Regions from separate parts of the Homo sapiens genome. Here regions 1, 2, 4 and 5 are each linked to region 3. A link is a loop called in an ENCODE intact Hi-C map of the cell type or tissue named here. Cell type or tissue: heart left ventricle. All regions are shown on one strand.

What was found. Peaks named below come from ENCODE experiments on the same cell type or tissue, not always from the same donor. Only the 100,000 strongest peaks of a DNase experiment are listed, where the experiment ranks them.
Region 1: a loop joins it to region 3, with 2.4 times the contacts of the local background. A loop is called at or near these places in 62 of 110 quality-filtered maps.
Region 2: it touches region 3 in a loop (4-fold over the local background); 32 of 110 quality-filtered maps call a loop at or near these places.
Region 4: a loop joins it to region 3, with 12 times the contacts of the local background. A loop is called at or near these places in 26 of 110 quality-filtered maps.
Region 5: a loop joins it to region 3, with 12 times the contacts of the local background. A loop is called at or near these places in 62 of 110 quality-filtered maps.

Annotation. Positions count from the first base shown.
Region 1 is chr14:93,662,391-93,667,390 of GRCh38, forward strand. UNC79 (unc-79 subunit of NALCN channel complex) reads left to right here. Exons shown (of 52, transcript NM_001395159.1): 43 at 214-324. Among named protein-coding and RNA genes, the nearest start is that of PRIMA1, 120 kb to the right of the region's middle. In heart left ventricle, no CTCF peak of the experiment used is centred here; no DNase peak of the experiment used is centred here.
Region 2 is chr14:93,890,967-93,895,966 of GRCh38, forward strand. No RefSeq gene overlaps it. Among named protein-coding and RNA genes, the nearest start is that of FAM181A-AS1, 33 kb to the right of the region's middle. RefSeq lists enhancers at 1-749, 1,785-2,559, 2,560-3,333. In heart left ventricle, CTCF peaks have their summits at 2,181 (motif pointing left) and 2,384; a DNase peak (open chromatin) is centred at 2,165; H3K4me3 peaks cover 371 bases; H3K27me3 peaks cover 512 bases.
Region 3 is chr14:93,787,193-93,792,192 of GRCh38, forward strand. It overlaps PRIMA1 (proline rich membrane anchor 1), which reads right to left and starts at 1,293. Exons shown (of 5, transcript NM_178013.4): 1 at 1,218-1,293; 2 at 434-557. The coding sequence starts at 526. RefSeq lists enhancers at 659-1,370, 1,371-2,084, 2,085-2,796. In heart left ventricle, a CTCF peak has its summit at 1,961; DNase peaks (open chromatin) are centred at 504, 1,449, 1,519 and 1,969; H3K4me3 peaks cover 1,976 bases; H3K27ac peaks cover 383 bases; H3K27me3 peaks cover 1,340 bases.
Region 4 is chr14:93,734,420-93,739,419 of GRCh38, forward strand. PRIMA1 (proline rich membrane anchor 1) reads right to left here. Exons shown (of 5, transcript NM_178013.4): 4 at 2,822-2,951. Among named protein-coding and RNA genes, the nearest start is that of PRIMA1, 52 kb to the right of the region's middle. In heart left ventricle, a CTCF peak has its summit at 2,175; a DNase peak (open chromatin) is centred at 2,149.
Region 5 is chr14:93,653,090-93,658,089 of GRCh38, forward strand. It overlaps UNC79 (unc-79 subunit of NALCN channel complex), which reads left to right. Exons shown (of 52, transcript NM_001395159.1): 39 at 653-765; 40 at 851-936; 41 at 2,145-2,318. Among named protein-coding and RNA genes, the nearest start is that of PRIMA1, 130 kb to the right of the region's middle. In heart left ventricle, CTCF peaks have their summits at 2,173 (motif pointing right) and 2,377; no DNase peak of the experiment used is centred here; H3K27me3 peaks cover 431 bases.

The sequences.
Region 1 (5,000 bases), 120 kb before region 3:
AGTGAAATGATTTGGTCCTGCTCTTTGAGCCCTTGACTGAAGGTGCAGTTCTGTTTTTATTAGACCAATGGGGTTGCTACAGGAGCCACTGGGCAACAGAGTTTTCAATTAAAAAAAAGTGATTCCATTAGTTAAAGTATCATAAGATTTTAATACTTTTTTTGAAATGAAGTAATCAGCAATTGACTTTATTTGGCCCCAATCTCATTGCAGAGTTTGTTGGAACCATTTTCAAAACTGCTCAGCTTTGTAATTCAGAATGCCGTCTTCACTCTGGCCTACCTGGTGGAGCTGTGTGGCTTATGTTACCGAGCTTTCACTAAGGTAAGCAAGCTTCCATATGTGTGTTCCTGTGAAACTGAAAACTGGCAGAAATATATTCTTTTGAATCAGTGTCAAGTCCCTTTTAGCTCAGTTGCTTCCATATAGTTAAAAATGAGTAATTCTACTGAGGTCTAATAAATACCATGGTAAGGAAACACTTTAAACACACACACACACACACACACACACAAACACACATACAATGTCTAAAATATGCACATATGCAGATTCAGAGAACTGAGGGTCATGTGGTTAGAACAGAAGTGGTATTTTTAATGAAAAGAGCTAATGGTTGACATGACCTCTTAAGGTCCTTTTCAAGTTCATCATCCCATGATTAGTGGGGCAAGGCATCTCTACATATCATTTTTATACCCAAAGTAGAAAAATATCAGCTGTCATTTGTAAAAGCCTTTGAAGAGCTCCTTAATTCTCATCATTTGTCTGTCTCTCCAGGTCTGGGTTCTTGGCCTCTGAGATTGGAATCTTATCTCATCTTTTGTCATCTTGCCTTAATAATGGTTTCTCTATTGCATTATCTGTAGAACCCCTGGCCCACTACTGAGAAAGTGGAAAAGTACTGCTGGCCCAGTGGCAGTAGCAGCCTTGTTGGAGCTGGTAGATGCTGTCCTAATGGAAAATCAGAAGGCAGGGCAAAATGGGAGCATTTCTGTCCTTAAGAACAATGTGCAAATGTTACCCTTTCAATTTCCTAATTTTCCAAGCTTGTTTTCAATGGGTCTCTGTTTCTGTTGTTCTCTCTTGAACATTCAGAATGTTTCTTATTCATGTTGTCCATTTCTATAAGCCCTTTATTTTCCTCATAAAAATCTAATTTTATACTGAGGCTTTCATTCTATTTAAAGCATTCTTGTCCCCTTTCTTACCAACTTGGGTCCATTCTGTCATGTTAAATGTTCCATGGTAATCTTTGTTTTTCTGATTAGAAACTATTTATTACCCTGCCTGGAGCAATATGTTTTCTAACTACCATGATGGTCAGCATTTTTTTCTTCTTTTAGAAACTTCTTGAAAGATAACTTCTTCTTCTTTTTCACTTAAAAATGTAGATCTATAAGACACAGCACCAAAAAGATTTTCTATTTCTAGAAACCATTTGATTTCTTCATTGTGTTTATGTTTAATTTGTTTAAATTATACCTTTTTTGGGGGAAGAATCATAATAAGTTTATACTTTCTATGTTGTACACTGTAGATATTGATTACAGGGGACCTTCTAGCATTTGGATTCAAGATATTATTGGTTTTCAATTCAAAATATTCATTACACAGGATATCTCCTCATAATCCCTCATAACTTTAGTGGCCTTTTACTTCCCATTATCATCTACCCTTTCTCATTCTAATACAAGATGATGATTACTTGTAGAAAGCTTTAGTTGATGGTGTTCCTACCTTCCTCACAGATAATGAGAAACTATAAGAAATCGTTTAAAAATAGCAGTAGCTAATTGAGCTGTCTCCCTTATATAATCAAAAGAAAAGGCATAGAAAGGTAAGAACTTTGGAGACTTCACTTTCTAGCAAACTGGTAGTCTAGATACCCTGAAAACCACCCCACTTAAAATACTAGGAACACTGGATGAAATGTAATAAAGGTGATTTTTAATGTAGAGCTAATTTTATAGAATGAAAGGGGCAAAAATGAAGCGGGATTGACAATCAGAGTGGTAAGCATATAAGTAGCCCTGTGGTGGGGCTGTTGCTTGTCTTGGTAACTTAGTGGCTAGAGTTTTAAAGCCCATACAAAGAAAAGAGATGAAGTCTTGGGATTATCCAGGCAGGGAGTTTGATCTGAGTTATCCCTAGCAAAAGGTCAGAACCCTTGAAAGCCTATTCACTTGGTAAAAGGGTGGTTTGGAAAGAATACATTCTTATATAGAGGTGACAAAGAATGGTATCTGTCTCAGTTTGGGAACTGGGAGAAAGATTTATAGTCTCCCTTGAAAATTAGTAAACATGGGCCTATCTTGGATCAGGTTTAGAGTTTGAATTTATAATATCTGCATGCTCTTGGAACTCCCAAGTTGAAGAGTCAAATAACATTAGTGCTTAGTAAGTAATAACCTTGGAATATCTGGCAGAAGCAAGATCAAAACAAGCCTCAACCCTCTCTGGAGGAATATATCTCCAACCTAGGCCCAGCAGGATTCCTATAGTTAAAATCCTAATGAACATGAGCTCATAATCTAAAATTACAAAGCAAATGAAGATACAACCCACCTTGTGATAGATTAGGAAAGTCAACAAGTAGCAAGATCATTTCCCACAAGAACTTTCAATATTAAAACTGTGATAAAGACTATAAATGATATACATATCATTAAAAATGACAATATATAAGTGACTATACTTTAAATGATATGCATATGAAGAATGTATATATAAATATTATAAAATATAATAAAAATATAAATCTAAATGACTATACTTTAAATGATAAGCATATGAAAAATAAATAAAATAATATAATAGATTTAGTCATTTCAAAAAAAAAAGAAAATAAACCAGACAGATTTAAACAAAGTAGAAATTCTAGAAATGAAAAACAATCACTGATATAAAAAACTTAATGGATAGATTAAATAGTAAATTAGACATAGCCAAAGAGAGAATTGGTGAAATGGAAAATAGATGAGAAGAAATTACCTAGAATTCAGAAGAGAGAGATAAAGAGATGAATATAAAGAGAAATTCTAACAGATATCTAATAAATATTTCAGATAAGGAAAATAGGCTTTTTATCAATTCTAGAGTTGATGGAAATATTTAATTTTCTGATTCAGGAAGCACAATGAGCCCTGAAAGTATTATAAATAAACTAAAGTTTTACCTGCTCATGTCATAATGTACATGAGTAGGTATAACTTGTCAAAACAGTCAAGACAAAGAAAATATTTTCAGAAAAACCAAGGGAAAAGACACTCTGAAGACAGACAATACACTTCTCAACAGCACAATAGAAGCCAGAAGATAATTGAAAAAAAAAGTCTTTAAAATGATAAGAAAAAAGAACTATCTACTTGGAATTCTCTACCAGCTAAGCTATCCTTCAAGAATGAAGGATAAATAGATATTATATCAGGAAAATAAGAAGGCTTCTAATAGATTCTTACTGAAACAACTACTAAAAGATGTAAGAAGGAAAGTGAACCAAGAAGGAAGGAGTGAAATGTGTGAAGGAATGATGCTCAGAAATTGGTACAGTGTGAAAATCTAAGTGACCATTGATAATACAAAGCAGTAATAATAATAATGTTAGTCAGATAGGCATAAAAACAAAATGACAATAGAATACTAGAAAATAGTACTCTGTAAGGGGTGTGTGTTTGTGTGTGTGTGTGTGTGTGTGGTTGGAGACTGGAGTTAAAGCATTCTATATATTATCTACAAGAAGGACAGAGATAATGAATAACTTTGAACTCTTAAGAATACAGGTAGACATTGTAAATGTAAACTCCAAAGGCCAGAAATAGAATTTATAAGTTCCAAACATAGAATAAAACAAGAATAAAAATTCAATCAAGACAAAAAGAGAAGCATAGAACAAGCTGTAATAAGCACACGTAGGATGACAGAATCACAATAAATATAAGTTTACTAGACTCACTAGGGATTGTCAGATTGACTTTTAAAAATTAATCTACATCTAAAACATGTCTAAAGACAGCAAGAAAATTTAAAAGAAAAAGGTTGAAAAAGATATACCAGACTAATACTAATAAAAAGAAAGCTGAAGTTAGTCAACTGACTTTAAGTTGAAAAGCATTATTACAAAGAAAGTCACAATATATTGATAAGAGGAGCAACTCACCAGGATAATGTGACAATTCAAAAATTACACAGAGCTAATAATATAGCCTCCAAATATATAAAACAAAATATAATAGGCTTACAAAGATAAATTGATAAATTCACAGTTATACAGGGAGATTTTCTCTTTCAGTTATGGATAGATCAAGCAGATAAAACATATAGTAGATTCAAACAATAACAGTGAGCAAAGTGGATGCAACGGTCATATAAAGAATCCTGAATCAACCAATTTTAGAACAGATTTAAAAATGTGGAAGATTTTAAAACATGGAACAGATAGTAGGCAATTAATTAATTAAAGAAAGGAAGCAGTAAAGATAATAGCAGAAATTAATGAAATAAAAAACAGATATACCAGCCTGGGCAACATAACAAGACCCTGTCTCTACAGAAAAATAAAACAATTAGCCAGTGTGATAGCATGCACCTGTAGTCCTAGCTGCTCTGGAGGCTGAGGTGGGAGGATTGCTTAAACCCAGGAGTTTGAGGCTGCCACAAGCTATGATTGCACCAACTGCACTCTAGGCTAGGTGACAGAGCAAGACCCTTTCTTCTTCTTTGAAAAAAAGAAAGAAGGAAGGAAGGAGAGAGAGAAGAAGGAAAGGAAGAAAGGAAGGAATGAAGGAGAGGGAGAGAAGGAGGGAAGGAAGGAAGGACAAAGGAAGGAACAAAGGAGGGAGAGAAGGAGGGAAGGAAGGAAAGAAGGAAGGAAAACATAGATACAATGGAAGATCAATACAACAGAAAGGTGGCTCTTTGACTAGACTAATAAAATAGACAAACCGTTGGCAAGACTGATCAAGAAAACCAGATAAAACACACTGATAAAGAATATCAGC
Region 2 (5,000 bases), 100 kb after region 3:
TTTCCATGAGCTGGCTGTGGTCTCACTCACACTGGGGCCACCTGTCACCCCACACTCCTGGCCGCCTGTCCACCTCTGCACCCCTCCTCTTCCATCCATTCTGCATGCCCTTGCTGAGGAAACTTTCCCCAATACCAACATCCTAACATTTCTCCGGCTCCTCTTGCCAGTTCATTCTCCTTCCTGCTGCTCCGGATTCCTCTTCTAAGGGCCGTCTGGAAGCTCCAGTCACCCCCGCACAAGCCGTCAGAGCCTCTCACGCCCTGACGCCTTTGCTGTCCTGCAGGCTTCCCCCTCCCCCGTTCCTCCTGGTACCCCAGCCTTTCCAGCCAGCCTGGTTGCCATATGACCCGTGGCCCATCTGCTCCTGATGTGAACCTGTGTCCCACGGATCCTGAATCCTGAATACCATAGTCACCTGGCATTGCCTTCCACTTCTACTCCCTCTTCCTCTGCCCCGGCCCCTGGGCTTCACCCAGGGGATAGTAATGGTCACTGTCTGGCCTCTGTGTCCCCAGTCTCTGCCCTTGTGGAGTTGAAAAGCCTTCAAAGACCCTTGTGGGTTTCTATGAGAAATCCAAACCTCTGCGTGGCTTAAGAGGCTTGTTCAGGTCTAGGGCCAGGCCATGCTGAACTCTCTCACCCCGTCGCTCGTCACTGCTCCCCTCTCTCCAGCTATATCCAAATGTGTGTCATTCTCATCAAGCTTTTGCAGGCTCTGTCCCTTCCACACTCTGCTCACATTTCCCAGAGCCCCCTCTCCTCTCCTTCACCTGCTCTTTACCCCGAAACACTCAGTTCAAATGCCCCCTTCTCCAAAAGGCATTCCCAAAAACACCCTGGGCGATTTTAATACCTGAAGCGCCAAGAATCTCAACCTTTTCCACCGTCCCAAGGCAGTCACAGGAGGACACATGTCCATGGGCTGGGCCGGGTTTTTGGCATGGTTGCTCTAACTCCTCACCTAGAACATTCTAGGAAGCCTGTCATGTCAGTAAGGCTGATGTATGTATAGGAATAACCTGACTTCCACTTTGATTTGTAGAGTGAATCATGGACGTCAGTCTTGGAGCAGTGCCCGGGCACACCTGCTTTGCTGGGAAACTCACGGTGGATTGCAGCCCCCTGGGGGGTGCCACACCCCACTGTTCCGCCACCACTTTCCAGGCAGGGTTGTAACTGATTGCATGTCAGCCTCCTGCTGGGCTGTTAGCCCCGGTGTGTGAGGCATCCTGGTGACGTTCCTTCTGCTCTTTTGGTGGAGGCAGTTGTGGTGGGGTGGGGATAGCACTGCGCTAGGGCCAAGGGTCCCCATGGCTTCTCCCCTTGGGATGGCAGAGGGAGGGAGAGGCCCGCTCAGGGACCCGCTCACTCTAGACCTTCTGTTTCTGACTCTGGAGGGATGGGCCCAGAGCTGTGCTTGTTAACAAGCTCACAGCGGGCTGGGCATGGTGGCTTACTCCTGTAATCTCAGCACCTTGGGAGTCCGAGGCAGGGGGATTGCTTGAATCTAGGAGTTCAAGACAATCCTGGGCAACATAGAGAGATCCCATCTCTACAAAAAATGTAAAAACTAGCTGGGTGTGGTGGCGTTTGCCTGTGGTCCTAGCTACTCGGGAGGCTGAGGTGGGAGGATCACTTGAACCCCAGAGGTCAAGGCTGCAGTGAGCCATGATTGCATTGCATCACTGTACTTCAGCCTGGGCAACAGAGTAAGACACTGTCTCAAAAAAAAAAAAAAAATCCAGGGGAGTTGGGATCTGGCATTCTGGCATTTGGGAACTTTTGGGTCGCCATTCCCACAAGGCTTCACGTCCATCATTGCATAACTCTGCGGCAGAGCAAGTGGCTATGGATACACCTGTTCACAGGTAAGGGAGGCTCAGAGATGGGGGTCTTGCTAGAGGCAGCACAGTTAGGCTATGTGGCATCTGAAAAGACACACCCGAGCCTCTCTCCCCAGTACCCCTGCGTTTCTGCTCCTGCACCCCTGAAATTTGAAGACCTGAATGTTCACTATTGCACGGACTAAATTTACAGCGGGGAGCAGACGGGGGAGGTGGGGAGCGGACTCTGAGTTCTCTCCATTATGTTGCAGGCCCTGGAAGTTGAGCCGGGCTGTTTGGATTATGAAGCCAGAGTCGGCAAGGCCTGGGCCACCTGGTGGCTACTCTGGGAACTGCAGGCAGGTACCCAGGAAGCAACAACAGGCCTGTTGTGGACCCCTATTCTGCACGGGAGGCAAAGGCCACTCTGCTTGTTATGATGACTGAACAACTGCACAGAGGCACCAATGCCCATTTGAGGAGCTGGCTCCTTTTGATTCAGGTTTAGAAATCTAAAGTCTCCGAGTCCGGCCTGGCTGGGCTCCAGGCAAGTTGGGGCTCTTCTGGACCTGTTTCCCGTCTGCTGGTGAAGAGGCTGGATTTAATCTCTGGGGAGCCTGCTTGGCTCTGAAAGTCTTCTATGGCATGAGTAGGGACAACTGATGACAATTCAACACAGCAAATTCTTGTTCAAGTCCGAGTTTCGGGATTTGGGGAGGGGTCCTGCACACCTTGAGCTTGGAAATGTGCTACCCCACCTCCTGGGGAAAGAAAAAAGACGGGCTGAAATGAGCCCAGTTCTCCTCTTGGACTCTCGTGCTCGCCAGGCGTTTTTCAAAGATGTTCAAATGAAAGCATAATTGAAAAATGAGGCTGTAACTCCGGGAGAAGGGGTGGCAGGCCCAGGGCTGCTGACTTAATCACGCCGCCTAATGTCATTACCTCTGTGTTAATAACCGGTGCGGCGGCCGCAGGGAAGGAGCCCTTCACTGTGGCTCAGACACTTTCCAGCTGACGGGGCTTTTCTTCTTCTGCTGTTTTTCACTGCAAACAAATGCCTTTCTCCATTCCAGAGAATTCCCTGGAGTGAGGTAAACATATGAGTGCAAATGGGCTTTTTCTTCTTCTTTCTGAAATTCTTGAGCAGGAAAAAGATGTGCAGGGCTGTATCCTGGGACAAGGGATGGCCGGTGCTCAGCAAAGTCCCAGAGACCAGCCCTTCCCCTCCCATCAGCAAGGCCCAGAGACCAGCCCTTTCCCCTCCCATGAGCAAGGCCCAGAGACCAGCCCTTTCCCCTCTCATCAGCAAGGCCCAGAGACCAGCCCCTTTCCCCTCCCATGAGCAAGGCCCAGAGACCAGCCCTTCCCCTCCCATCAGCAAGGCCCAGAGACCAGCCCCTTTCCCCTCCCAGGCTGGGAGACAGGAGACCCAGAGCTCACCTCGGGGATGCGCGCCTTTCTCTCTCTCCTCTTTCTCTCCTCACTCTCAAGGAAACGCTCTCGTGTCCCCTTCCTTCCCCTCAATCATCCCCTCCTCTCCCTTCCCCTCCTTTTTACCAAAAACTCACTGGACAGTGGCACCATCCAGACCAGAAAAGCAAAGGCTGGGGGACTGCTCTGGGCTCCACCCTCCCCCAAATGCTGGGCTCTTCTGGGCTCCAGCCCAGCCTTTGCCTCCTTTTCATTTTGGGAAATTTGACAAATGCAGAAAAATCCTAAAAGGAAAATGACAACACCCCATATCTCCACTGCTCTGAATTAACCACTGTTAATATGAGACATTAATATATACTTATATGTGGCATTTTCACTTCTAGACATTTTTTAAGGAAAAACCACTCTCTTCTTTATTATTAAACAGGATACATGCACATTTTAAGGAAGTCAAACGATCAGAAAAGTAAAGGGAACCAACCACCGCCACTGATTCCCACCACCCAGAATTTGCCGCTGCTATTTTGGTGTCTTTGCTGGTAGTCATTTTGCTATGTGCAAATTAAAGAAATGAGACAAATAGCATATACATCTATTCTCTTTTAAAAATTAGAGTTCTACAACACAATTAGAATCCCCTTTGTCCACACACTTTATTCTCGTGAGCCCGAGAAAACCACTGCTCTCAGGCTGTGGCTGCCCTTGGAGCCCATTGTAAGCACATTTACACACAAGTATGAATCCAGAGAAAACACGAGGTGTCATTTTGTGCTTTGTTTCTATCATGCCCTATCATTTTCAACTTGCTTTGTCCTCTTAATCTGTTCTGAGCTCTATTTTCACTGCTCCCTACATACTGCATTCTCCCACTCTCCTCCCCTCCCCCTCCCCTCCTCATGGGGCTGCCTCCTCTCTTGTCCTTCCCTCATGGCCCTGGGTGGAGAACATGCCTGCTGCCACCCAGGCCCACCTCTGAGCTGCTCCGCCTCCCAGCTGCTCCGCCTCCCAGCTGCTCCGCCTCTGGCCTGCGTTCTCCTTTAGTGCTCATCTGCTTCCGCTATCATATTATGAGCCAATTATCTGTTCTTCTCTTGGGGTTACAATCACCGCCTCTCTGTTCTTGGTACCTAGCCCAGTGGTGCTCATTAAATGTTTATTAATGAATGTGAATTAAGCCACTTTAATTGAGCTGCTGCCAAACCTGGATTTGCCTGCATACCTCCAGGGACAAGGGGCTCACTACCTAGATTCAGGTAGCAGCAGTGGGCTATCCAGCTGTGGCAGGCGGGGATCTCTAGCAAGGGTGTGCTTCCAGCTTGGCACACGTACTGCGGGGTGGAGAGGGCAGGTACACTGGAGTGAGACTTGTGTAGGGGGTTGAATTGTGTCCCCTAGAAAGATAAGCTGAAGCCCTAATGCCAGTACCGTGAATGTGACTTTACTTGAAAATAAATGCAATGAAGTTAAGGTGAGGTCATAAAGGATTAGGGTGGGCCTTACGTTCTTTACAAGAGAAAGGAAAGAAATTTGGATACAAAGACACAGACTATGTCTGGATGCAGGCAGAGAGTGGAGTCACTGCAGCTCTAAGCCAAGGAAGGCAGAGAATTGCTGGCAACCATCAGAGGCTAGAAGAGAGGCAAGGAAAAATTTTCCTCTAGAGCCTCCGGAGAGAGCTTGGCCCTGCTCACACCTTGATTTTGGTCTTCTGGCTTTCAAAACTGGGAGAGAATAAATTTG
Region 3 (5,000 bases):
CTCTGATACCTATAAGAAACACGGCTGCCTTCCGTGTTGAAAACCAGTTTAAGAAAGCTAATTTGAAGTTCATCAGTGGTTCTGGTGAGAAAGAAATAATATATATCCTTGGGATCATTTTTCTTTGTAAGTTTGTTTCTTTGCTGAATTTCTGCCCTAGAATGTTATCATTGGAAGGTATTCTCTGAGCCCCTTTCCATTCCAAGGCCAGCCCGGTCCTGCAGGATTTAGGCCACAATCGAAGCCTCTCTTTGGAGTTTCTTATCTTTTCAGGGGTAGGGTATAGGGGACCGTAGCAGCTTTTCTTTTCCCAAGCTCTTCCGAGAACCAATCAGTGGGGTGGCTGCAAGAGGCCAGGGTCTCAGGAGGGAAGGGACAGCTCGCCCCTTACCCAGGAGGCCCTCCCAGCCAGTGCGCAGCCGGCGCGTCTCACCTGCACGAAGCCCCAGAGCGGGTGGAGCGCGCAGTGCAGCAGCAGCGAGGACCAGCAGCAGCCACGGCGCAGCACCAAGTCCCGGAGGAGCATCTCGGCCAGCGGCGCCCGCTCCTGGGGCGAACTGTCAGGAGAGCAAGGCTAGGGTCAGGCGGACACCGCGCAGGCACTTCCGCCGCCGCGCACCAATATACCTCCCAGCCCGGGTCGGACGGGCACGCCCCGCACCCAGGGGCACCCTAGTAAACCAAGCCTGCACTTACACTCCAGCTTACACCTTCACTGACTCTTCGTCAGTCCCAGAATTCACACTCTTCTTACGCACATCCCCAGAGCCCCGCGTGTACACTTTAGCTCCGCGCACAGCTCCAGAATACTGCGTGCATACCTTGGCCCCATGGACACCTCCAGAAACAGCCAAGCACACTTACTGCGCCCCATTAACCCCCATACAACTCACTCTCACTGTGAGCACACTTCAAACCCGGCGGGCACTACTCACCTGCGCGCACAACCACAGAAACAGCCGTGCACACACACTGATCCCCGTGCACACCCACCGACTCCTGCCTGCACCCTCGCTGACCCTGCATGCACGGCCCCAAGAAATCTCACGCTGCCTGCACCCACACTGCCCAGCCGGCCTCATTGCGCACACTGCAACATAGGCACCTCCGTGCGCTGCCCCTTTGCACGCCTCCGCCCAGCCCCGATCTCCCGCTCCCGGGCGTGGGTTCCCCCACGCCTCCATCTCCGCCCGCACCCTTCCAACGCCTCACGCTACCTTGCCTGGCGGCGGCCCCAGCCGACCCTGGGCTCGGGGAAAAGAGGTCCGCGTTCCCCCCGCGGCAGCTCTGTTTCCCAGCAGCCGGACAGCCCCCATTTAAAGCCAGCCGCCTCCCCAGTCCCCCGCCCTCTAGGCGGGGCCTCCGTCCTCACCTTGGCGGCTGCGCGGGCGCCCGGGGGCTTCACATGCCGGGGAGGAGCGCCCGGCGCTGGAGCAAAAGTTTGCGCGCCGGTTGGGCCTCCCGGGCCGCTGAGCAGAGGACCAGGAGCGGCGTCCTCGCACGGGGCGCAGGGCGCGGTGGCTCCGGACTGCGCCTAGCCGCGCGCGGGGCGGGAGGGGCGGCACCCCGCTCCCAGGGCCAGGGCTGGCCGCCGAGGCGGAGGCAGAGGGCGGGGAAAGTCTCCTCCACGCCGCCTGGAGCCGGCCGCGCGAGCCCTCCCCGGGCCCGCGTTGGCTCCCCGCCTTTCCTGGTGGCGCCGCGCGGCTGCCCGGGGCACTGGGGTGCCCGAGCTCTCTACTACCCTCACGCTGGCCCGCGAGAGGCAGCGGCGGGAGGCGCCGGCAGGGAGCTCCCGCTGGGGCAGCAAAGCCGTGGGTGGAGGCGAAATAAATAATCCACGAAAAAGGAAAACAGACGTGAGCCGAGCCAGAGCCTCTCCCGCCTCCCGCCCGGGGTTGCGCTCCCCCCGCCGCCGCCGCCAGCGCCGCTGCAGTGATTCCTCGTCTCCATCTAGCGAGGCTATTGTGTATTGGGCGCTTAATTATTTATTCACCCTGGAGGCCGAGGATTCCCACTTCCATGGGGTTTTGGCCCTTGCCTGCGCTTCCCCCAAGCCTCTCCCGAGGCTGCGGAAAGGTGGCGAGGACTGACTTGAGACCCTTTTTTGCGCTCCATCCTTGAGGACTCTCCCCGCCGCACTCCCCGCAGGCTCTCCCGGGCGCCGGGGCTGAAAGGTGCAGGCCGCCCCTCTCCCGGCCATGGGCCTTGTCCTCTCCTTTGTAGTCCCAGCAGCAGAAACTCTCTTGCAACACTAGGCTGCGGCTGGGAAGGAGTTGTGACGGCCCTGGGGAGAACATTTCTACCACTGCTCTTCCTCAACCATCTGCAAACTCCTCTGTTTGAGGCAAGATTATCAACAAGTCGGTTCTTCGGGAGGTAGCCTGGTTGCATCTCTTTCAGACAAGCTGTGCCTAGCAGCATCACAGGCATGGCGCGGCCTCTCTGCTCTTGTGGTGGAAGCACTTTGCAAGCGCTTTGACTGATGGGGGCGCCTTCCAGAAGGCCCTCAAGGCCTGGACAATCCTATTTTTAGGTTGGATGAGAGAACCAGGGGCTTAAGACACAGAGCTGAGGGTCAGATACTACAGTGCATGCATGGAAGAAACATTTACTGAGCACCTTTTCCCGGTATTTGGACACCCTTAAGCCACTCATGTAAACACACACTATAAACGCTGGTTTGCAGAGTATAAACTACCTTGCAAGCCAGCTTTCAGAACAACGTCTTAGCGGCCTCCTTCATGCCAGAGCGCCGCCCCGAGGCTGCAGATTGCACCTCAACCAGCAAGATGCAGGGACAAATGTGAATGAGACCTTGTTCCTTCCCCCCTAAGAATTCAGGGGCCTGTCAGGGAGATGGATAAAACCAACCATTCCACTGTGCACTGGCATGTCACACACAGCTGCCCCGAGAAAGGGGAAGACAGGAATGGAGGGCGGGTTGAGTAAAGGCTCCCAGGAGAGGGTGACTTCCTGGGAGTAGGGGAACATCTCAAGCATTGGTAACTCTTTGTGCAAAGAAATGGAGACATTTATTCAATCCTTCATTCCTTCATTCCATATGTAGCCTCCATGGGCACCTGCTGGGGGCCAGACAGAACTCTGGATGCTGGGTAGAAAAGGGAACAAGAGGATATCTCACTGGGGGTGGGATAGGATGGAGGGAGGATGGCAAGAAGATGAAGGGGTAGGGACTTCCTAGGTGACTCATCTACAGTTTGGAGAAATGGAGCAGCTATTGGTCAGCTGAGGTCAAAATAACACTGGATATTTTAATGCCTGTCCGGCTAAAACAAGTCGTGGTATTTTGCTCAGCACAATCTTTACATTTGACAACAGCTCCTGATGTTTACACATGGAGCTCATTGCCACTTACAAATGTTATTTACACCGCATTTTAATTCAGGTCTCACAACTCTTTGATGTAAGTGTAATTGCCCTGTGTGAACAGTTCAGAGACCTTTGTGCCTGAGCCAGAATCACACAGCGGCTCACTGGGGGTTCAGAAATACTAACCCCCAACTAGAGGCTCACGACGTTGGGAGAACTTAGGTAAGTTTTGTGCATTGGAAAACCTGCATTGTCTAATCTGGTCTTCAATATTGCTGTAGTGGACCTAATCTATGCACCTCTCGAGGGTCACCTGGTGTAGATTGCCCGATTCTGTCACTGTTCAGTGTGCCACTTGTAGCCTGCACGGACCTAGGGGGACTGAACAAAGCGGGGCGAACGTGGGAATAAAAGACAAGAGATAAAAGAGTGTATTTGGAAGAAGGGGTCAGGGGGCGCCTTGCCTCTACTGGACAAGGGCCCTGAGTTTTACACAGCTCTCCATATTTATTAGGCAAAAGAGATAGTGAGAAAGGGGAGGGGGTGTGATTGTCCAGTAATTGTCAATTGGTTCACAGCAGGCTTGTGAGGCTGCATCCTTTGAACAATAGGTGCTAGATTTCCCAATAGATAACTTCGAGGAGCCCGGCACCAAGGAGTGATGTCCCTCAGCAAACCTTTTGGTGGCAGGGCCTTGTGAGTTTGCCCTCATCCTGCATTCATGATAAACAGTTTGCTGTTTGATCATATAGCCTCCAGCAGAATGATGAGTTGGTTACGTCCCATGGGCCTTCAGCTCCCTGCAACCTGGCCCCACATCCTGCTGACGCCCCTGTGACCTCCCTTAGGGTGAAGACCAGGCTCTGTCACAGGCCTCTTATGCCATGAGCGGCCTAGAGAGAACATGGCTCTTCTCACCCTTTTCAATCAGTTGGTAACCCACACCACGGCCACATGAGGTCTGCCTACAGGGGCCAGATACATCTACTCAGAAATACAGGGGAGTTAAAGCTTGGGACACATTTTGACCAGTGAAGGACAAGAGGTGGAAGGGACCCAGCATATGGAGTGCAGTGGTTCCATTTGGCCTGTCGGCAGATGTCCAGCAGGTGCAACTGAGCAACTGGCTGTTTTTACTTCTGAGGATATGACCAGCTCAATAATGTACAACCTGGTGGCACACATCTATAGTCCTAGCTACTTGGGAGACTGAGGCAGGAGGATCCCTTGAGCCCAGGAGTTCAAGAACAGCCTGGGCAACATCACAAGACCCTATCTCACAAAAATGCACAACTTTCTATTAGCTTCCCTCCTGCCCTGCTTCACTTTTTGCCTTGTGTCTGTTGCCCTAGGATTTTATCCCTCAATAAAGTATTAGCAAGCAGCATTATTGCTTAATACTCTGTCTCCTAAGGAACAGGGACAGTTGTTCCTGTTCTGGAGGACAGCAACTGTGGTAGCAACTGAATGGAGGGACAGTTGCTACCACAAATTGTCCTAAAAAGTAGACCTTTAGGATGGAATGTTGGATTTGTCTTCTATCTACAATAGGGTCTCCACTGCTGGGCCATAGCTGGCATACAGTGATATTACAATTTCTAAAACTTCACCTGTGGCTAATTGGAATGAGATGCAGGTAGAAAATAAGGCTTTATGAGATCAAATGGCCA
Region 4 (5,000 bases), 53 kb before region 3:
CTGACAGTTCCAACCGCAACTCCTGCTAGGCGGCCCTTCTCCTAAGTGCGAGTCTCTCACGAGGTTCCCACGGCACTAGTTTCCCGCTTGCCTGTCTTCCTAGAGGTGCTAACCGCCCCCACTCTGCAAGTCCCTGAGTGCCTCACCTGCCCCACTTGCTCTCTGGGCCTGCCCAAAGCGCTGGAATAATCCTCGCCACCCGCTGGAAGAAGCCCCATCCATGCCCCAGAGGAGCACCACCCACACCCCTGGAAGAAGCCCCGCCCACACCACATAAGGATCCCCGCCCATGCCTCTAGAAGAAGCCCCGCCCACGCCCTGGTGGAGCCCCGCCCCTGCCCCTGGAAGAAGCCCACTATCTGAAGTCTGGTCCACTGAGCCATCTGGGATGAGTTCTGTTTTTTCCAGGGTGCTAACAGACCCAGGAGCCAAGAGCTCAGAGAAAGTGGAAGAGGACAGACAGGAGGCCCCTCTATAGCTGCTCTGAGATGACGCCCCTCACACCCTTCCTGGGAGCCCCCAGCCCACCTGAGACAAAGCCCAGCAGGCTACCGCTGAGCAGCACTGCCCTAGTGAGCTATTAATGTGAGTTTGTTCTCTTTCCCTCCTCCGGTAGAAGCAGGTAGCACATTTCTTCAGGGGAGGTTTGGGGCAGGGAGGGAGGCAGAAGTGGCTCAGGTGTCTTTTGTAAGAACACGAGTTTATATTAAACAGATTATTCATGTTGAGCCTCTCCCAGGGGAAGTGGGGCGTGTCTGCAAGGAGACTGGCAGCCATGGCCTGGTGGCGCACACTCTTCCCCCAAAAAGCAGCTACCGAAGCTAATCTTCAGTACTTCCTAGTGTCTAGTCACGGGCAAAGTCACCACTCAGCCTGGTGACAAAGGCCTCCCCAGTCAGGCTCACGGCTTCCCAGCCTCATCTCCTGCGTCGCAGGGGCTTCCTGGTGTCCGGCTGCTCCCCTCACAGGTGCCTTGACCTAGAATGCCTCCTCTGCTCCGCTGCTTAAAACCCTCCTCCCATTCCAGCAGGCCCTCAGCTCAAATGCTTTATGGTCCAGATCAGAATGCACCGTGACTCCTCCGGGCAGCCACAGCGGGCTGCCAGCAAACCTCGCACAGCCTCATGGAGCAGCCTGTAGGCACAGCCTCTGTCTTACCTCTTTGTATGCCCACCAAGCCTGGCACAAAGAAGGTGCCTACAAAACACGTGGGAATTGGATTAGCTATGTCCCCTGGGAGACTCCAACCATCCACTTTGGTTTTCTTTCTTCCTTTTTTTTTTTTTTTTTGAGATGGAGTCTCGCTCTGTCGCCCAGTCTGGAGTGCAGTGGTGTGCTCTCAGCGCACTGCAACCTCCGCCTCCCAGGTTCAAGAGATTCTCCTGCCTCAGCCTCCTGAGGCTGGGATTATAGGCGTGTGCCACCATGACCTGCTAATTTTGTATTTTTAGTAGAGACGGGGTTTCACCATGTGGGTCAGGCTGGTCTCAAACTCCTGACCTCAGGTGATCCACCCGCCTCCACCTCCCAAAATGCCGGGATTACAGGCGTGAGCCACCACACCTGGCCCCACCTTGGTTTTCAAGACTAAGCCGCTACCCAGAGTTACAGGGTCTTAGAGCATTGGGCCTTTCTGTCTGTATGTCCTTCTGGCCTCAAAGAAGCACAGACGGACCTCACCAAACCCCGAGTGTCCCCTCTCCCACATCCCTGAGGAAGGGCAGGCAGGAATACCGAGGTCTGTTCTTAGCCCAACACTGGAGTCGAACTCGTCAATAACCCTGAAACACGGTGTGTAGTCAGGGCTGGGCTTTGGAGTATTTTTGTTCTGGGTTCAATTTCTGACTCCATTGCTCACCAGTTGTGCCACCCTGGGCAGCTCTCCAACTCCTTAGAACCTCAACCTCCTCTGCAAAATGGAGCTGACTGGGAAAATGTAGGTGGAGATGAACTAAGAGAACGTTGGTGAGGAGAACCCAGTGCCCGGCTGAGGTATTGCTGATTACAGTTATGCCTGTGTTATTTATCAGTGTTTTTGGAGACTGCCCTGCAGCATGTGCATTTTGGGCAGAGGGGGCTCTGAGTTTGGGTTCTCGGCTGGGTGGCAGATGCCCAGGACATGGCCTGTCCTGCATGGAGCCGCCATGCCCGGGCCCTGCCGCCAGGTGTCCTCCCTCCTGTGCCCCGTTACCAGGACGCTCCTGGTCTATTGGCTTTCTGTGGCCCCCCATCCTGTGTGCCTGACTTGTTTTAAGACTTTTACCTTGATATTTTACTTTCTGCTTTTGAATTACTAAAGTGAAATCACATAGAACAACCAACTTAAAGAGTAAACTTAAATATTTTAGATGTTAGGAATGTTCTTAATGTGGCCCTCTAATTTTGGGAGTCAGGAAATGTTTTAAAAACTTCCTTAGAAATATTATATTGTTAACAACTCCTATGACTCTTTGGTGTTTTGCAACATTTTTGTATTTTTCACGTTGCACTGGGCCTGACATATAATTGGTGCTAATCAATTGCTTGTGGAATCAAACTCTCTAAAGTGACAGAGACATTATTTCTGAGATCAACTTTAAAATATTTCGGCAATGAAAAAGATCAAAGGAAAAATAAAATAGATATAGCAAATACAGCAAAATCTTGATGAACTGTTGAATCGGGGTGAGGGTAGATGGAAGGTCACTGTATATTCTTTCTGCTTCTTATATGCTTAACAACTTTTATAATTTAAAATAATGATACGGGATGTGTGTAGGAGCCCCAAGCCCAGCTGGGGTTCCCTTCGGCTTGAAGCTGGGTGCAGTGAGTGAGCACTCACCTTTTTATGGCTTTGTAGCAAATGATGACAAGCACAGTCAGAAACACCAGGGAGGCACAGCATACGGCAATGATGATCACCAGCCCCGACCACCAGCTTTCCTCAGTGGGGCAAGAGGTAGAGTTGGGAGCTGAAAAAGACAGGAGCAGCCTGAGTGTCACCTGGATGAGCTGGTCATGGCCAGTGACAGAGGTGGGACCATCATGGGTGACACCAACAGAGGCGTGGGGAGGTCACTGGTGGGACCATCATGGGTGACACCAACAGAGGCGTGGGGAGGTCACTGGTGGGACCATTATGGGTGACACCAACAGAGGCATGGGGAGGTCACTGGTGGGACCATCATGGGTGACACTAACAGAGGCGTGGGGAGGTCACTGGTGGGACCATTATGGGTGACACCAACAGAGGCACAGGGAGGCCACTGGCATCCATCACCTGGCTGAAGGCTCCCTGACCTTTCCGGCCATCCCTGCCCCCACCCTGCGGCAGGTGACATCATGGCTGGCCCCCAGCCAGGCTGGCCTCTGAGCGCCTCCATCCCTGCCCCGGCGTGCTCAGAGCAGGGGCTGAGCGCCACGCCCCAGGCCATCCATCCTCCCTCGGCATGAGCTAACTGACAGCAGGGTCAGGTCTAATTCCCCATAAAAAATAACAGAGCATCTCATTCTCTCAGCTGAGGCACTAAATCTGGTTCCTCTGCAGGCGGGGGTGGGGAGCGGGGCTCACAGGGGATGCTGAGGGAGGAAGGAAAGAAAGGGAGGACTGCCAATGTCCGTTTCTTGAGCTAATTTCTTGCAAGACGCAGACTTTCTCCCTTCTTGGATTCAGCCCGTGGGGTGGGTATTTGCCGCTGTCTCAGTTTGCACGGGGGTGGTCAAAATTTGGAAAAGTGTCACTGACAAGGCACCGGACACTGGTGCTCCAGGGCCCTCTCTTAGTCACTCAATCCGTGGAGTCCTTGGGGTGAACCTGTCCTCCCTCCCTTGGCACAGGCTGTCTTGGGGTGGACCTGAAGGACTTGTGTCAGTGAGGCCGGTTCGCTTTCCTCTGAGAAAAGCAAAGACATCACACAGCCTCATCCCAGGGCTTCTGGGAAGACTCAGACACAACTGGAAAGGAGTGCCCAGAATTGCAAAAGGAATGGGAGGGAGAAAGGAAGGAAGTGAGAGGGAAAAGAGAAACAAAGAGGAAAGGGGATGATGAGGGAGGAAGGAAGGGATGGACGGATGGATGGATGGACAGAGAGACAGTATTAACTTTGGACAGGTCTCCAAGACGTGAATATATGCAAAAGAATCAGAAATACACCCCAGACTTGGTGTCCACTCTATGATAGATACTTTGAGGGGTGCAACAGTAAGTGGGGAACCAGGGGATGACTTCCCAAAGGGTAATATGGATGGCTTCATTATTATGATTTTTATCAAAGTGTAATCTACATCTAGTGAAATGCACCCCCCATCTTAAAAGTACCATCCTCTGAGCTTTGACAAATGCATGCACCAGTGGAAGCCGCACCTTCAGCATGACACAGAATATTTCCAACAGCCCAGAAAGTGTCCCCGTGCCTCTTTCTAATCAGTCCCACCCTGGGGCAACCACTATTCTGATTTCTAAAATCACTGATTAGATTTGCTTGGTTTTGACATTCACATACATGGAATCATGCAGTGTGTATTTTTTTTGTTCCTTTATTTAGCATAGCGTTTCTGAGATTCATCCATGTTACTGTGTATTTCAGCAGCTCCTTCCTTTGTTGCTGAATAGTATTTCTTTATATGAACATATCACAATTTGTTGTTGTTTTTTCTTTCTTTTTTTTTTTTGAGACGGAGTTTCGCTCTTGTTGCCCAGGCTGGAGTGCAGTGGCACGATCTCAGCTCACCACAACCTCTGCCTCCTCGGTTCAAGTGATTCTCCTGCCTCAGCCTCCCAAGTAGCTGGGATTACAGATATGCGCCACCATGCCCAGCTAATTTTGTATTTTTAGTAGAGACGGGGTTTCTCCATGTTGGTCAGGCTGGTCTCGAACTCCTGACCTCAGGTGATCTGCCCACCTCGGTCTCCCAAAGTGCTGGGATTACAGGCATGAGCCACTGTGCCTGGCCACAATTTGTTTATCCGTTCACCTGATGACCAACACCTAGGTTGTTTCCAGTTCTGACTATCTTGAATA
Region 5 (5,000 bases), 130 kb before region 3:
TTTTCCTTCTGGTAACTTACCCCCTAACTACATCAAGAAGCATCCTTTCTGGTACCTTAGTCTAAGGGGCAGGGCCTCATAAATTTGGCCCTACTTTTGATGTGCAGAGGTGCACATGAAGGGTGAAGGTCAAATTGCACCTGTCAAAGTCCAGCCTTTTTACAAGTGTCAGCTCAGATGCCCAAAGAAAACTTCCCACATCTCCTAATGAGAATGAACATCTCTCTCACTGCATATATATATATATATATGAATTTTTTTTTCCTCAGAGCAACTCTGTCTTAGCCAGTGACACTTTCCTGGGAGGATTTTCCTGGTAATCCTCATCCAGGGCTCCAGTCTTGACTGTCATTCTGTGAGCATGTGACCTTTGTATGTGACCTCTTCTCTCAGGATCTCATAACCTTCCTGAGTCCATTGTGGGACCTGGAATACGTCTGAGACTACACTGGCATTTCATGGTTCTCTCTTTCTAAAAACTTCTTGTTAACAGGGATTAGGTTTGAGTAGAATATTTCATTTCACTGATGAACATGACAGTGAGCTATCCCATCAGAGGCATGGTGTGCAAATGTCTGAACTCTAAGTAAATATCTGAACACCTGCTCACTGGCCCATGACTTCGTGTCTTTTCTCCCCTGTTCAACTCCAGCATGATGGTTCCCGGCAATGCGGCGGGGGTGGCCAAGCAGTTCCTGCGCTGCATCTTCCATCAGTTGGCCCCCAACGGCATCTTCCCGCAGCTGTTCCAAAGCACGATCAAAGGTAATTCATCCACTGAGGATCCAGGCACCACAAATTTGCCTCATCCCAGACACCCAAACACTAAATCCGATCGTTGACTTTCCAGATGGGACTTTTTTACGGACCTTAGCCTCGTCTCTGATGGACTTCAATGAGCTGAGCTCCATCGCAGCTCTCAGTCAGCTCCTAGAGGTGGGTTTCCTTTAATGACACCCTAAGCCCCAGCCGAAACTCTAAGCCCCAGCACAACTGTGGGCTGTGTTTCTTTGAGTCACACCATAGGATACTGCTGAGGAAGGATTGCAATGTTATTTAATTTAAAAATGAAATCTAAAATTTTAAAATTAAAAAATATATATTAAATTTAAAGCTAAGGGCTGAGTGCAGTGGCTCATGCCTATAATCCCAGCACTTTGGGAGACTGAGGCAGGAGGATTGCTCGAGGCCAGGAGTTCAAGACTAGCCTGTGCAACATAGCAAGACCCCCATCTCTACAAAATAAAAATAAAAGAAATTAGCTGGCATGGTGACACATGCCTGTAGTCCCAGCTACTCAGGAGACTGAGGGGGAAGGATCACTTGAACTCAGGAGTTGGGGGCTGCAGTGAGCTGTGATGGCTACATTACACTCCAAGTTGTAATGGCTACATTACACTCCAATGGCTACATTACACTCGCAACGGAGCGAGACCCCCAACTCAAAAGAAAAATAATAGAAAATGCTAAAATTTAAATAATTTAAATTTTAAAAATTAACATAATTTAAATTTTAAAAATTAACATAATTTAAATTTTAAAAAGTTAATTAAGAAATAGAATTGCATAGAATAGTGTCAGTTGGACATTGCGGCTTTGCGTGGATTTACTCTTCATTGAAAACTTCTCCATACCCTCAGCTAAGTCGTGACCTTGCTTCCACAGAACAACTTGGTTTTCCAAGGGCAGAGTGGTGGGTGGAGCTATGGGCGTTGGATCAAGAGACTTGGGTTCAAGTCTCAGCACTGCTGCAGGTCAGCTCTTGGGGTTTGCTTGCGGGAGATGCTCACTGCTAGAAAAAAAGCTGCAGCTCCTGTAACTCTATGCTCAGTCTTTGTGCTGGGGATTATTTACAGTGAGCATCATTCATTGTTTTCTTAGCACCTAACCACACCAATTGTAGACCCTTGGAAGCTGTTTCCTATTTCTTGCTCACTTTTCACCTCTCATCAATTTTCCCCCTTAAGTTTGTCTGAACGATTTTCTCGTTATCCTTCCAGTCTATCACAGGGATTGGCCTATGTAGTAGGCACTGAACACGTTTATAGCCTGAAGATGTGACTTTTAAACTGACATTTACCAAATAGCGCTATGCATTCCCGTGCTGTTTCAGCAGTTGATGGCCTATGCTTTTGTGTTTTTAGGGTCTAAATAACAAAAAGAATTTACCAGCAGGGGGTGCTATGATTCGCTGTTTGGAAAACATTGCAACCTTCATGGAAGCTTTGCCTATGGATTCTCCTAGTAGCCTCTGGACCACAATTAGCAACCAGTTTCAGACATTTTTTGCCAAGCTGCCTTGTGTTTTACCTCTGAAGGTAAGCTGAGCCGAAGGTTTCATTTTCAATTAATTTCTTACCATTTTCAGACCGTTTATTTACAAGCAGCAGAGTCTTGGGTGATTTAATGTATCGCAAAGGTTAATGAGGAAACTCCGTCAGCCATGGAGTGAGGATGCTTATTTGGGTTGTTCTGTCTTCTCTTAGAGAATGACAGGAATGTGGAGTGAGCATTTTGCTCACTGACTATGAATATGCATGTTTCCAGTTGATTTGAAAAAAAAAAAAAAAAACAAAAAAACAGCCAGGAAGACATGAGTAGACTGTGTTTATCCGGCAGTTTTTCTCCCGTAGATATTAAATAAGTAAGTAAATAGTTTTGTCCAAAAGCAGCTCAGACATATAATGTAAAGTTTCCATTTTAGAGAATTATCTAAAGGGAAGTAATTGCTGTGTTTGTGAATGATGATGTTTCTGCTTGACTGTTACCCCCTACACCATACCATCTCCCAAGAATACACACACAATTACCTACCTGGAAATCTGGTGGCCCAAGGATCATTGACAACATGAGCTCAGTAAATGCAAATAAGAAGCCAATACTGTTAAAGCTGGAAGAAACCTATAAAGATCATCCCTTCCAATGCCTCTGTTTTCTAAATGAATTCTGCAAATTCAGAGAGATGGTATAGCTTCTGGAAACAACACAGTGGTGGCAATGTGAGGATTAGAACTGAGGTTTTCTGACTCACAGTCCAGTGCTCATTTCACTAGCAGACTCTTCTTGCCCTTCTGCAGCAGGGGTGAGTTGAAGGCATTCATGTCTCTAGAGTAGGGGGCAGAGTGGTGGCTGGCAGTGGTGTTGCTGGCTTTGAACCTGACCTGTTCCATGAGGTTTTTTGTGCTTTCTCTATGCAGATTACAGAAGCATTTAACTGGCAACAAAATGAATCAGGCAGGGCATAGCGGCTCATGCCTGTAATCCCAACACTTTGAGAGGCAGAGGTAGGGGGATCGCTTGAACCCAGGAGTTTGAGAGCAGTCTGGGGAGCATGGCGAGACCTCGTCTCTACGAAAGATTAAAAAAAAAAAACATAGGCTAGGCAATATAGTGAGACTCTGTCTCTTAAAAAAAATTAGCTGGGCAAGGTGGCATGCACCTGTAGTCCCAGCTACTTGGGAGGCTGAGGTGTGCTCATTGTTTGAGCCCAGGAGGTTGAGACTGCAGTGAGCCATGATCGCACCACTGCACTCTAGCCTGGATGACAGAGAGAGACTCTGTCTCAAAAATAAATAAACAAATAGAAAGTATTTTAAAAATTAGCCAGGCGTAATGGCATGTACCTTTTGTCCCAGCTACTTGGGAGGCTGAGGTGGGAAGATTGCTTGAGCCTGGGAAGTCGAGGTTGTAATGAGCCATATTTGTGCCACTGCACTCCAGCCTGGGCAACAGAGTGAGATCTTGTTTCAAAAATATAAGATAAAATAAAAATAAAGTGCATTTCCCATAGACAGAAAAACAAAAGGATCAGGTTACCTATTAGTAGCTCCACTTCTGAAATGAGTATTATGTAACATAAGATACTTGATAAAGATCAACAACCTATGCTAATACATTTTTCCAAATGGGCAGATACTACTAATAGGTCTGTAAGGGATAATGCAGGGACCCTTAGCTCAGCGTGTGCTGCTTTGAGCTTTGAGTTACTGTAAGAAGCAGGAGTATAGAGGAGGGATCTTTACCACCTCTTATATTCTATGATCCTCGTTTGCCCACAGATGTGGAGTAGCTGAATAAATCCAAGCAAGAAGGGTTAGTACTTTGAAACTGTGTATGTGTATAGCTACTGTACATCAACACACAGGAAACTGAGTGCACAAATTTTAAGCACATGGAACCTCCTAGGACCCGAGAACCAATCAGGGCTTCACTGCTAAAGAGCCGCACAGGCTAAGAGAAGGGATGGGATGAGGTATGGCAAATTTTTTTTTTTTTTTTTTGAGACAGAGTCTCGCTCTGTCACCCAGGCTGGAGTGCAGTGGCACAATCTCGGCTCACTGCAAGCTCCGCCTCCTGGGTTCACGCCATTCTCCTGCCTCAGCTTCCTGAGTAGCTGGGACTACAGGCGCCCACCACCATGCCCAGCTAATTTTTTGTATTTTTAGTAGAGACGGGGTTTCACCATGTTAGCCAGGATGGTCTTAATCTCCTGACCTTGTGGTCCTCCTGCCTCGGCCTCCCAAAGTGCTGGGATTACAGGCGTGAGCCAAAGCGCCCGGCTGAGGTATGGCAAATTTAAATGCCTGTGTGCCGATGTGACTGTCAGAAGATTTAACTTGGGCACAGAAGAGTGGCAAGTGTTGCCAGCTGTAAACAAGTGGCGTGCCTAATTTGTGACAATCAACCTGCCCATAGGGACCCTGCCTACAGGGTTAATAAAGGAGAAAAGATAATAAGGAGAATTGAGACCCTTAGGAACTAGAATGTGCCAGTCCTTCTATGAGGTCAGTGGCTACTCACGCCTGCCAATTGTTGTTCTGTGGGAGCGCAGGCTTCTGGTTGTCTGTCTTCCTTTTTTTTCCCAAGAGAACATTTTCTGGTTTTTAAATCACTATGGGGGCCTGATGAGCAGCCAGTTTTCAGCCTCTGGTTTAAAGTAGTGTAAATGTCACATCAACTCCGATGAGTGTCGAGCAGATTAAATAGAACCAGTGGTTCCC